Linked DNA regions of Homo sapiens: all the other regions are linked to region 3. Evidence: chromatin contacts called from ENCODE Hi-C or POLR2A ChIA-PET data. All regions are on one chromosome and are shown on one strand. The core of a region is the stretch at or near the end of the contact, and the rest is flanking DNA. Distances in the headings are between cores, read along the strand shown. Region 1 has its middle 90 kb from the start of LINC02227. Region 2 has its middle 140 kb from the start of LINC02227. Region 3 has its middle 230 kb from the start of LINC02227. Region 4 has its middle 42 kb from the start of LINC02227.

Evidence for each region. Hi-C counts contacts between places; a loop is a spot of excess contacts on that map. ChIA-PET counts read pairs that join two places held with the same protein, here RNA polymerase II (POLR2A). Pooled maps may share reads with other maps.
Region 1: a loop to region 3 is called in a map of Ramos, with 2.2 times the contacts of the local background. The contact joins two enhancer-like sites. A Hi-C loop is called at or near these places in 3 of 168 maps with a recorded cell type or tissue (Ramos, Right ventricle myocardium inferior and heart left ventricle) and 6 of 50 pooled maps.
Region 2: a map of heart right ventricle shows a loop between it and region 3 (2.2-fold over the local background). The contact joins two enhancer-like sites. A Hi-C loop is called at or near these places in 1 of 168 maps with a recorded cell type or tissue (heart right ventricle), 5 of 37 single-sample maps with no recorded cell type and 3 of 50 pooled maps.
Region 4: a map of left cardiac atrium shows a loop between it and region 3 (2.2-fold over the local background). The contact joins two enhancer-like sites. A Hi-C loop is called at or near these places in 2 of 168 maps with a recorded cell type or tissue (left cardiac atrium and sigmoid colon) and 1 of 50 pooled maps. POLR2A ChIA-PET finds 5 or more read pairs at or near these places in 3 of 52 experiments (HEK293T, PC-3 and WTC11).

The regions. Positions count from the first base shown.
Region 1 is chr5:158,497,854-158,500,870 of GRCh38, reverse strand. No RefSeq gene overlaps it. Among named protein-coding and RNA genes, the nearest start is that of LINC02227, 90 kb to the right of the region's middle. Within about 2 kb of position 1,715, at least 2 of the 41 ENCODE cell types and tissues checked have a DNase peak (open chromatin) inside an H3K27ac peak, as active enhancers do.
Region 2 is chr5:158,551,975-158,554,837 of GRCh38, reverse strand. No RefSeq gene overlaps it. Among named protein-coding and RNA genes, the nearest start is that of LINC02227, 140 kb to the right of the region's middle. Within about 2 kb of position 1,331, at least 7 of the 41 ENCODE cell types and tissues checked have a DNase peak (open chromatin) inside an H3K27ac peak, as active enhancers do; they include heart right ventricle, where a contact is called at or near this core.
Region 3 is chr5:158,173,700-158,176,674 of GRCh38, reverse strand. No RefSeq gene overlaps it. Among named protein-coding and RNA genes, the nearest start is that of LINC02227, 230 kb to the left of the region's middle. Within about 2 kb of position 1,579, at least 6 of the 41 ENCODE cell types and tissues checked have a DNase peak (open chromatin) inside an H3K27ac peak, as active enhancers do; they include heart right ventricle, where a contact is called at or near this core.
Region 4 is chr5:158,450,469-158,453,239 of GRCh38, reverse strand. No RefSeq gene overlaps it. Among named protein-coding and RNA genes, the nearest start is that of LINC02227, 42 kb to the right of the region's middle. Within about 2 kb of position 1,424, at least 4 of the 41 ENCODE cell types and tissues checked have a DNase peak (open chromatin) inside an H3K27ac peak, as active enhancers do.

The DNA.
Region 1 (3,017 bases), core at 466-2,965, 320 kb before region 3:
CCTAAACCCACAAGCATGCATGTCCATGTGAACACCCACGTATCCATATATACGCAGAACTTTTCTTTACATTGGAGACAGAACAACTGGGCGCAGCATACATACAACTGAGGGAAAGAATCAGGAAGTACAAATATTTTTGTTTTCATTCCATGCTGTGAGGTCAACACATAGGTGAAGCCAAATCGGAAAGTAGTGGCTTTTAACCTTTCTTTTGATCATGGACCCTTGTAGAATATTACAAAATTATGAACACTCATCTTCAAGAAAATGTCCCTATGCCCAGGCCTTTGCACACAATTTCAGTAGAGGGGTTTGGATTTAGATCCCATATATCTTTAGGCCCCCAGGTTAGGACTTTTAAGTATAGAGAGGTGCATTGAATGCTATAATAAATAAATAAGTTGAGTAAGTAAATAAAATAATACTAGTTATTGAGTGTCTACAATGTGCCCAGAACTTCACTTGCAGTTTCTCTGAAGTTCTCAATACCCTTGCAAGTTAGATATTACTGTTTCCATTTTGCAAATGAAGAAACTGGGGCTTAAAAAAATTAGACTATTTATCTCAAAGCCGTTCAGCTGGTAAAGAAAAGAACTGGGATTTGGTCTAAATGATTGATCTTTTCCCATTTTACTCTGCCCTCTGGTCTTTGGACTCTAAACGGGCTCCAGTTCAGTACTATCAACTATTCCAGTTCATTTTATATTTAGTGGCTTTACAGTGAGGTCTCTGAACATTTAGAGAGTTAATTCAAACTAAAAGCCTTGATTTGATGCCAGGACAGTGACTAGAATTAACTGCAGATGATTCCATACTAGCCGTAGTCATCATCTCTGACAATACCACTCAGACGCAGAATTGTATGTGGTCTCTGGAGCATTCTAGACCATGATTCCCATACACTGAACCCTCCACGTAATTTACACAGAAATATCCCTGCATCCCTTAGTTTTTTATAGACTCGTCTCAATAGAATTGGAAGGCTTTGATGCAGTGCTTAATTTTCAATGCCTATTGTCTTTTTTAAAAAGAGCACGCACAAGTGTAGCCCGACACACCTTTGAAGCTGTCATCATGTCCGCATTCTGAAATGTAATGACCATAGGATTTGCCTTCCAATTCTAACTATTTCTACTTAAGGAAGGAAATTTACACAGTGGGAAAATATGTTGCCCTTTGCTTTGTTTCCTTTCCTTCTGGGGGAGAGTTATTCATGTGTGTCTTGAATACAATAAGAAATAGCACATGCTACTATCAGGATGTTTTCAGAAACATTATTTTGAGCTTTTATTCTCATAGCTAAACTCCACTGTAATTCTCACGTGACAAGAGTAAACTATTAATAGGATTCCAACTTTTTTTTTCTAGTAGACCCTGGAGAAGTCTCCTTTGCCATGTGAGTGGAGGGCAGATCAGATCTTGACATGACACATCGATTTAGTTTCCAAAACAGTAACTTTACTAAGTAAATCATTTCAGCGCTTGATTGTTATTTATACATGCAAATCTGGTTTTCATTTGTTAGACTCGGACAAGGGGAAAGCTAATAATCTCATCAAAAGCTGAATATGTTCCATCTTGGAAATGTCACAAGGTTCACAATCACATAACCTGCACTCTGCCGTGGGTGGATAAACGAACACCTCCCTAATCCATCCTACAGACAAACAGCACTGAGATAGGAGAACTCTGGGGTGTTTGCAAGGATGAGTCTCAACTCAGGCCAATGACTCCTTGGCCTTTTTCCTAGCATTATGTAATTCGTTTCCAGTGGTTGTATACTGAGAGGAGGAAAGTGGAGAAAGATGAGAAAAAAAATGGATAGTTAAAAATTCTGGGCAAGTAAATATTAATAGCTTCAACATAAATTACAGGAACTGGATTTGTAAATTGGGTTACTCTCATAGTAAGGAATCTGATTATATCTGAAGAGGTTCCAATTTTATAAGCAGGATGTATGGGTTCTGGGAAGATACATTTATCTCCAATATTTCCCACACTGACATGAAAGTCCACCAGTAATTCCTTGTTTTAAGCATGGTCCTATCTTTTATAATTCTCTTTTAGTGTGCAAATAACATAGCAAGTTCCATGTTCCTTTGGTGGCAAGATGGGCTCTGTGTTCTCTTAATTTCCTCTGACCCTCCCTCTCTCACTTCTGGTGGGAAGGAGGTCTTCTCACATAACAGTGCATCAGTTAGGCTATGTGAGAACAAGAGAGAAGTTCATGAGTTTGTTGGTGCCCCATTGTTACTCTGACACCCTGAAGATTCAGAGAAAAAGAGCCTGGTTATTTCCACGAAGAAAGGTGTATACTTGAAATGAGACTGTTTCTAGAACAAGGAAAACTATAGTATATAGCTGGGAACCTGGGAAAATGTGAAAAGGAAGGAGGGAAAGAAATCAAGAGAACATCCAGAGTCTCTTGAAAGACACCCCAAGACAAAGTGAGAAGGATACCTTTGTCCTTCCTGGATTTCAAACATTCATCATTGGCCTCAAGATAATATTGTATCTTTCTTATTGATGGGCCCATCCCACATGCCTGGCAGTTGTTACAGAGGGTGTTGGCAGCACTACTTATTTCATTACGTGGCTTTTCTTCCCAGCCTCACAGACTGAAGCTCAGAAAAACACTAACAAAAGGAGGCAGGGGTCATCAGGTGGGGTACGAAGGGAGCACCCATTCCTTGTCAAAATCAAACGTAGTCCAGGCCTCATTTAGAAGTTTAAGCAGATTCTCCTTTGCAGAAAAAGAAGGTTTTTTGTTTTTTTTTTTCTCCTCCCATACAAGTCCTTGGTGGGTTTATTCCAGGTTCTGTGAGCAACTGTCCACTTTTAGAAAATCAATCAGATCCCATCCTGTGGAATTCCAACTCGTAGGTGTTCACAGAACTTCACGATTTCTGAGGAGGTGGTTACATGGCCCCAGCACAAAGAGCTTTTGAGTTTTACAGGCAGCTGAAGAAGGCAGTGTAGTTTTTGTGAAAAGACCAAAGATGAGGGATGCTTGG
Region 2 (2,863 bases), core at 82-2,581, 380 kb before region 3:
GTAGATTAATGATTTCCTAGGGTTGAGGGAAAATGGAAAGTGAAAGCTTATAGGTAAAAGGGTTTTTTAAAGGGTGATAAAAACGTTTTGAAATAGATGTAATGATGCTTGCACCACTCTATGAATATGCTTGAAACCACTGAATAGTCCACTTTAAGTGGGTGAATTGTGTGTATGTGAATTTTTTTCTTAATAATGAGGTTATAAAAGAGGATGGCTGGAAAAGCTTTGCAGCAGAAGGAACAACTTGAAGTGGAAGAGAATATGGTGTGCAGGAGAAATGGAAAGAAAGTCAATGTGTCTGCAGCACAGAGTAGAGGAGAGAAGTAGTGTTACATGAGGTGGAAACCAGACCCTGCAGGCTTTAGTGACCCAATCAAGGAAGCTGCTCTTAATCGTGAGGGCTATGAGAAGCCACTGAAGGTTTTTAAGCATGAATTTGCCAGATCATATTTGAGGTTTTCAAATTTAATATCATAAATGCCCTATAAAATAAAGCTAATATTTATATCATGAGGTGATTAACGGAGCAGGCAGAATAGTGAAAATCGTATTTTTTATCATTTTCCCTAGAGGAGTGCAGACACTGGAGTTTTGAGATTGTGCTTGAACCGTTAATCGTTAGAAGCAGCATACTTGGTTCACATGCTTTTCATCCACCCTCTGGTGTCCTACATGACTTCATATTGCTCAATGAGGGGACAGGCTAGATGTGGCCACCCTCAGGTGCTGGCCCCATGTTCTCATGTTGCACAGTTTTTGGGATTCTGGGCTTCACCGAGCTCTTTATCCTTGTCCAGATGGCAGAGCAGAGGAAATATCTGGTAAAATGTTAATTCCACCTCATTTAATGCAGCTTACATAGGTGTGGTGTAGTCGAGGCCTCTACAGGAAAAGCTGATTTCAAGTTCTGGCACAAGGATTAGCTGATTCACAAAAGATGTGAGTCTCCGTTTCTTCCCTGCACATCTGTCCTGTCTGCTTTTAATTTGGAAGCACCAGTTTTAATTTAGCGGCAGGACTGTAAACTCCATTTCTGTGAATACAGAATGACATACTTTGTGGAACGGGGGCCTCTGGCCAAGATCTGACTCCTAAGTAATTGATGGCTAGTGACTGGCTGAGAAATGCTCAAATGCAAACACTTCCCATGGCAAAAACCCTGTCGTATCAGCTGGATTACAAACGAGCCTTGCTGGGCTGCTGCCCATTGAAATATAGGCCATGTCTTTAACCACAGTCTCCAAAACCTGGAGGGAGCCTCCAGTTCATTCTAAACATCGATGATCTTTCCAGTCCACAGGTTTCCTTTGTCCTCAGACTTTGTCTGGAGCCTGTGGCCCAATGCACAGATTTCTTCATATTTGGAAGCCAACCATATCGGGAAGGAGGCTTCAGCATTAAGGGTTGTTTTGTTCTGGTGAAAAGGACACTCTTTTCATCACATTTAAAAACCAATTTTTTAAAATCTCACTCATATCCAATATTTTGTGTGTGTGAGAGAGAAAACACAGGCCTAAAGTTACATCACCCTTGTGGTTTGAGAAATCTTTTTCACAATATGTAGACTGTTTTTGGGGCTGGGATTTTTGGAGAAGGGGGAAAAATAGTGGGGCAAGAAGGACAGAGATATGAGACAGAAAATTAAGTCTTTCTGTAAACAAGAAAGAATGGATAAGCAAAGGGAATAAAATGGACAAAACTTCCATGAGTCTGACATCTTCTAGATACAGAGATAGCCGATACAAAATCCCATGATGCCTTTAAAAAATTAATTTAAGTCCACCAGTCTTACATCACCATTGAATCCCTATCACCTGTCATGGTGCCTAGCATATAGTAAGTTTTGATACATATTTTTAAATACATGAATGAGGAAATAAGTAATTATTGCATGCTTACCGTATGCCCAGCACTGCTGTACTCAAAGGGCATGGGAAACATAACTAATGCCACAGGGAAACTTATGGGGAGTCCAGTGTAGAATAATGGTAGGAGGCACAGAGCCCGGAGTTAGCTAGTCCTGGATCTGGGTTTGAGCCCTGCCTCTAACACTTACCAGCTGTGTGGCCTGGGGGAAAATTATTTAAGCTAATTGTTAGTTTCCTTTAATTGGAATGTGGACAATAATAGGACCTATTTCATGTGGTTGTTGGGAGGATTACTTGTGGTAAAGGTGTAAGGTGCTTGTGCTAGAACATGGGAAATACTCAGTAATGGTAACTATTATATAATTTGGAAATGGTACATGGCCGCCTTATGCAATAGTTCTTGCTGTGAGTCTCTCCAAAATGTCCTTGAACTCCCACCTTCGTTTTACATACAATTGCTTGCCAATTCCTTTCTCAAGACATAGTGAGGCCAACATTATTCACTCCCGTTGGTCTTGCTTAAGTGTGCAGAGTCCTTTTGTCTTGGAACTAATGTGGATTTTGTAAAAAATCATTTCTCCATGGAGGACAGTGGCACTCAGCTCCAGTACTAACAAGAGAACATCCCAGATGGTTTGCAAAGTATTTTAGTTTTTGCCAAACATGTTTCCTGCTAATTTGAAATTCCCTCTGTGTTTTTAAGTGAAATGTAATCCACGTGTTCCTGGTCAAGTAACTACTGGGGAAGGAAGTGGGAAAGAATCAGGGAGAATCCCAACATCAGCTCTTAAAGAGATGGCAGCATCTGAGGTGTGTGTGCTGCATGTGTTCTAAGGGATCTCTGTACAAGGAAGAGAGGGCATGAGCCCTCCTGATTCTCCTCTCCAACCCACGGGTCAACCACTCACCCAACCACTCCATGCTTATTGGGCCCTCACTAACTCCACACTGTAGTGGGCACTGCTTGTATAGAAGGGGTCAATGTGATCCCT
Region 3 (2,975 bases), core at 330-2,829:
TTAACCATGTCTCCCCCTCTGCCCTCTGAGAACCTCAACCACAGTCCCTCCGAGAAACATCCTCAAAGGGACCACATCTCAACTCTTGTCCTGGAAAAGATGTTGATGCCTGAACTTGGAGCACCATAAATGGAGCAGGCATGCCCCTCTGTCCAAACAGCAGACCCCATCAGATGTCCCCAGCACCAGGCTGCCAGCCAACAAGAGGGCAGCTCCGCACAGCTGCATTGCAAAGCAGCAGACCAGGGCGAGCTACTAACATGTGGATGCCGCCACTCCACAACTTGCTTAAAAGCCACACTGTGTTTCCTGGACAATGGCCGCAGGCCAAAACACACACATTCCAGTTTTTACGACTATAAGGTAAGCATTCTTTTAATGGCTCTTTCCCTGTTCCTTCACTCTCATTTGTGTTGTTTTCCTGGTTCCCTCTCCTGGATTTTTTCCTTTCTTAGCTCAGCTCTGCTCTCTGCCTCCCTTGTTTCCAGAGCCTCCTGCCTCAAAGCTTCCTTGTCTCTATCTCCTGCCTGGCTTTTCTGCAGCTTCCTTACTGTAGTAGTCTTCTCCTCCTTTCTGGGTTTTGGTCAGCTTTTCCCTAATTACTAGACTTCCCTTCCTCCTGTCTTCCTGTTTGCTTAAGGAAGCCTCCCTCCCCTCCCTTCACTTGTGTCTTCTTCCCACTTCTGCCAGCCTGCCGGCCTCTCTGCTTCCCAGTGGCCTCTCCCCATTGCCCTTTTCTTCCTTTCTGGACACCTGGTCATCCTTGCCCCACTCTCCCTTCCCCACACCCTTCATCTTTCACCTCTGTTCTTTGTCCCTTGTCTCCTCTCTCTGCTCCTCCCTCCCCTCCCTCATGGGTCCCCTCCTGGTTTCCATCCCCCCATCACCCCTCCCCTTATCTTTGTTTTCCTTCTTTCTGGCTGCTGATAGAGTGGGAGTAGTTGCAGGCTGTGTCCCTGATTTCACATGCAGACCAGGAGCCAGCCTGTCAGTCTAACAATAAAATTGCACGGAAACGGAGGTCTCAGTGCCTACATGCAGTTTGCCCCTAAATGGAGCTGAGCTAGAAGGTTTCAGAGCAAAGCCACCAAGAGTCCCAGGCATCTGGTTCTACAGGCAGGATAGAGAAAGGACTTACTGTTTCTTTTTCCCACTGATCTGGTGTAAGTCAAGGCCAAAGACCAGGGCTGAGACGTGTCATTTGTAGGTTGCAGCCTTGGGGTGGGACCTCCATGACCATCCCTGCCTCCTGACAATAATACACAAAACACACACGTGCGCACACACACACACATGCTCATTTTCTTATTCACTTTCCTTCAGAGCAAAGGCCCTGTAACTTTTCAGATGAAGTATACAAAACTCCCACACTGCAAAATAAAAGCTATAAAGAGAACAAGAGCCACTACCACAGAAGGAGATGTTGCTGCTGGGGAAAGGGCTGCCTCCATCCCCTCTACTCCCGCCCATCAATTCTTTTCAACTTTAGTTGTTCCCTGTTTCCTTGACTGAGCCCCCATTCAAGCTGAGCTGGTGCCTTTCCTTAGAGGACAGCGCCATCTAGCAGGTGAAATGCCAGACCCTTAGCTGAGAGGCGAGAAGAAAAACTTTCCCAGCTGCAGGCTCCCTGGTTCCCAGCTTCTCTTTTTAAGTCTCAGCCAGTCAAACCCCAACAGGTCTGAAAAAATGTGATTTAACCCTTTAGCCTTGTTGAAGATTTAAGTGTCTTCCAATCACCCCTATTTCTCCAGTGCCTGATTTTGTTTCCATCTGTGGCCTTAGTTCCTAGAAAAAGCTAGAACGTTCTAGGTGAGCCAACAGTCTGCGTCTGATGCTTGGGACTTAAGGTGACTTTTTTTTTTTTTTTTTTTTTTTTTTGAGACGGAGTCTCGCTTTGTCGCCCAGGCTGGAGTGCAGTGGCACCATCTCGGCTCACCACAAGCTCCGCCTCCCAGGTTCACGCCATTCTCCTGCCTCAGCCTCCCAAGTAGCTGGGACTACAGGCACCCGCCACACACATGGCTAAGTTTTTTGTATTTTTTTAGTACAGATGGGGTTTCACCGTGTTAGCCAGGATGGTCTCGATCTCCTGACCTTGTGATCCGCCCGCCTCAGCCTCCCAAAGTGCTGGGATTACAGGCGTGAGCCACCGCGCCCAGCCTTCAGGTGATTTTTTCCAAAGCAAAACAAAATAGAATTTCCCAAAGCAGTCTAGAGGATGGCTTAGGCTCCATCTGGAGTTAAGTGGCAATCTTTCTTTCTCTTTCCTTTTTCTATCACGGTTTCGTCTTTCCTTCTGTAAAGACCCTATCTCCAAATATGCCCGCATTCTGAGATAGTGGGGGTTTATGACTTCAACATCAACTTCTGGAAGAACACAATTCAGCCCATAACAGATGGCAGATGGTTTTCTTTTCTCTTGCAAACTCTGATCAGTTGGTGGTGGCTGCTCAGACCCCTTGCCAAAGAGAGTGAGAAGGATTCTAAGATCAAATCCATATGGGGCAGAAAAGAGTGCTGTGAATGACTGTCAATGTCTGCTACAGGCATGGGAGTATGGAGGGGCAGCGGGATGGTCCCATGCTTGCCCTTGCTGGAGTAGGGCATGTGCACAACATAGACCCTGCCTCTCAGGAGCAGGGAACATCTATCAGCACTATATATCTCAACATACCAAAAACATCCCAAGGCCACACTTCTGAAAGAAGGCCCAGGGCCATTGTGTAGTCCTCTCAAGCCCTTCATTTTACAGATGAGGAAAACTGAGGTCCAGAGAGCTTGTGTCTTGCCTATGATCCCTCAGCTCCTTTGTGGCAATACCAAGACTAGACCCTAACTTCATATCTCCTGACCTATTTGCTTTTTCCCAAGATCTCCAGTTGCTCCTGGTAACATCAAATGAAGACAGAAATTCTTGTATTGCCCATGCGAGATTCCCCAAGTCCCTCATCCTACAGACCCAAGAAGGAAGCATG
Region 4 (2,771 bases), core at 175-2,674, 280 kb before region 3:
AAGACAATACTCCACAAACAGCAGGAACTGTTAACAGGACGCAGTTATGGATTCTTACATCAGGCGATGTATCTTGTGCATGGATACACTTTATATTAGACCATTAAGAAATCATAAGAATCTCAAAGGGCCTCCACCTAGGAGGGCTAAAGGGACAGTGAATTTGTGTACTGCTCACTTACCCTTGGAGATCTAGGATCACTTCCTGTTTGAGATGGGCATGGAAAATGAGCTTTAGGGGCTTCGTGCATCCTCATTTGTGCTCTGTGCAAAGCCAAGTGTACCATTTGGCATGACTGATGAAAGCCATTTAGGGAAGCTCACTGGGATGGGGGGAAAAGAGTTTAGCAGGAGTCACTTGGAATAAGTCAGAGGGAGGAGACTCATGGGGACTTGGGCCAGGTTTCTCATACTTACTAATACTCATTTTGCTTGAAAACTTAAAAATGTGTATATGTGTGTGTGTCCATATATACATTCATGCAGTCACATAAGCATAATACCATACAGATGGCACTTAGGATAGGAGATAATCACCCGAAAGTTGTGTTTGAGGATATTCCTCTTCTATGCCATGTATCAAATGTGACGTTCTCGAAACTTGCTGCTTTGGAGAAAATGGGCTGGAAGGAAGGCGCCTTCTCATCTTACCACCCAGCCTCCCCCAGTTGAAGGGGCAGGGATCCAGCAAAGCCTGTGTTTATGGCCCCGTGGGCTGACACTATGGCAATGCCCCGACCCGGTGGCGCCCGTTCAGCGGGATGACTTCACAGGAGGGTCAGGCCAGGGGACTTCAGATGGGCCATGAGTAAGAAGACCAGCAAAAACTAATATTCTTAACAGTTAGCAAACACGTTGAAGAAAATTATTCATAAATATTTGAAGAGCAATGAGGTCCGAGTTTTGTGCAAGCCAGCTGTTGGTCTCCAGGGTTTCTCCAGTGTGTCAGCCCCCTTTTGAAGAGAGTCAAGGTTCTGCTCAGATGCCAAGCCCCAACTTCTCTCAACTGCCTTTCACACAGAAAGCGCCTGGATGCTTCAGTGTGGTTATGCAGATATGCAGCAACCAATGAGGTGGTAACCTAGAAAAGATACATACGCAAAATCTTCAGCTGTCTTTAGATCCATGTTTGAAATTCCTTCCTCTCCTCTCTGAGATGTGCATCTGTCTTTGTGTGAGAGAGAGGTGGGGAAGAGGATATATAATCATCATGTCAGCACAATGAACAGACTCAACTGCATGAGGATAATTATGTTTTACAGTTTTGTTAAACACAAGAAAGTATTTTCTCAGGCCATTTAATTGAAACAACATCATGGGTTATACCTTCATTGTAATAAAACTCCACTGTGTGTCCAAGCGCCAGGGGATTTATTAACTTGCTCCAAGCTCTGAGAATCAGCAGGCAGGGTCAGACGCGGCTAGTGATGATGACATCATCGGCTTTGGCAGCTCTTTTCAACTGGTGTTGAGTGAGGTAATGTCCCCAAAATTAAAACTGACAGCAAGATTAATGATGATAGATTCACTGACTTTTTTCATGATTTAAATTGGTGTTCTGTTTCTTCCATTCTGGAAGGCCAAGAGAGCTTCATGCCATTAGCTTGGCGTATCAGCAAAGCCAGATAACAGGAGCCCTTTTCCCCTGACCTCTGCCCGGGGACAGACTGGGACTTCTGGGTTAGAGGTGATTTAGAGATGGGGCCAATGGAAGACACACCCTTGTGTCTTTTGCGGAGGTTAGGACAATAAGATATTCTGCCTTCATCAGACCAGCGCATACATGTGGATTCATTATTTGGTACAAGAAAGGTTATGTGCTCAGTGGGGGGTTGCTGTGTGCAAGGAATACCTCATCAAGTCTTGCTTTACTGAGTCAGAATTTGCAATCCCTTGAACTGGAGCTGGGCTGAGCTTGCCCTTTTACTTTCCACCATGAAAAGGTTTGCTGAGAATATTAGAAGCATAAAGAAAATTCTGAGGCAGAAGATTGTAAGATATTTAAGCTGCATGAAAAAGATTCATTTTATCAATTGTCTTAGAGACTCTGGTGTCTGACAAACACTATCATCTTGATTAGCTAATTATTATACCCCCACTCCACCATAAACTTCTTCAGGGAGGGGAGTAACTGTTTTCATCTTTGTTATTCCAACAATCATCACAGCAGTGTACAGCAGGCACTCAAAAACATTTGTGGAATGTATGTTCCTTAAAGCAGATGTTTTAAGGACTTCTCATAAGAAATGTAGTCTCCTAACTGGGTTTATGGAGTTACTTTCACATAACGAAAACGCTTTTCTTCGAAAACATGACTGAATTTGTCATATTCACTAGTCCATGTGGATATGTCTCACTGGTCTGAAATAATGTGGTTTACTGGTGGGGAAAAAAAGAATTTAAACATACGAAGAAAAAACCGCAATGACATATGAGTATATAATAAATAACCACACTGCAGAATAGCAGAGCTGGGGAAAGTCCTTGGCATTTTTTATTGAGTGTGATATTGTCTTCAAAACTGAAATCTGTCCATAGATTCAATGATTCTCTTACACTCATTGATAGAGTTGAATTAGAGTTGATCCTGTTGGGAGTGGGTAGCAGCTGGGAAGGAAACATCTTTCTTGGGAGAAGGGGCTCAGGGTTCACTTGGCAGCGGGTAAGGATGCAAGAATTTCCTGGAAGTCTTTTTGGTAAGTCCTATTTATAAGTAGAAAATTTGCTAGGCTACAGAGTCAGGAGACATTGGAGCTAGTCCTTGTCCCACA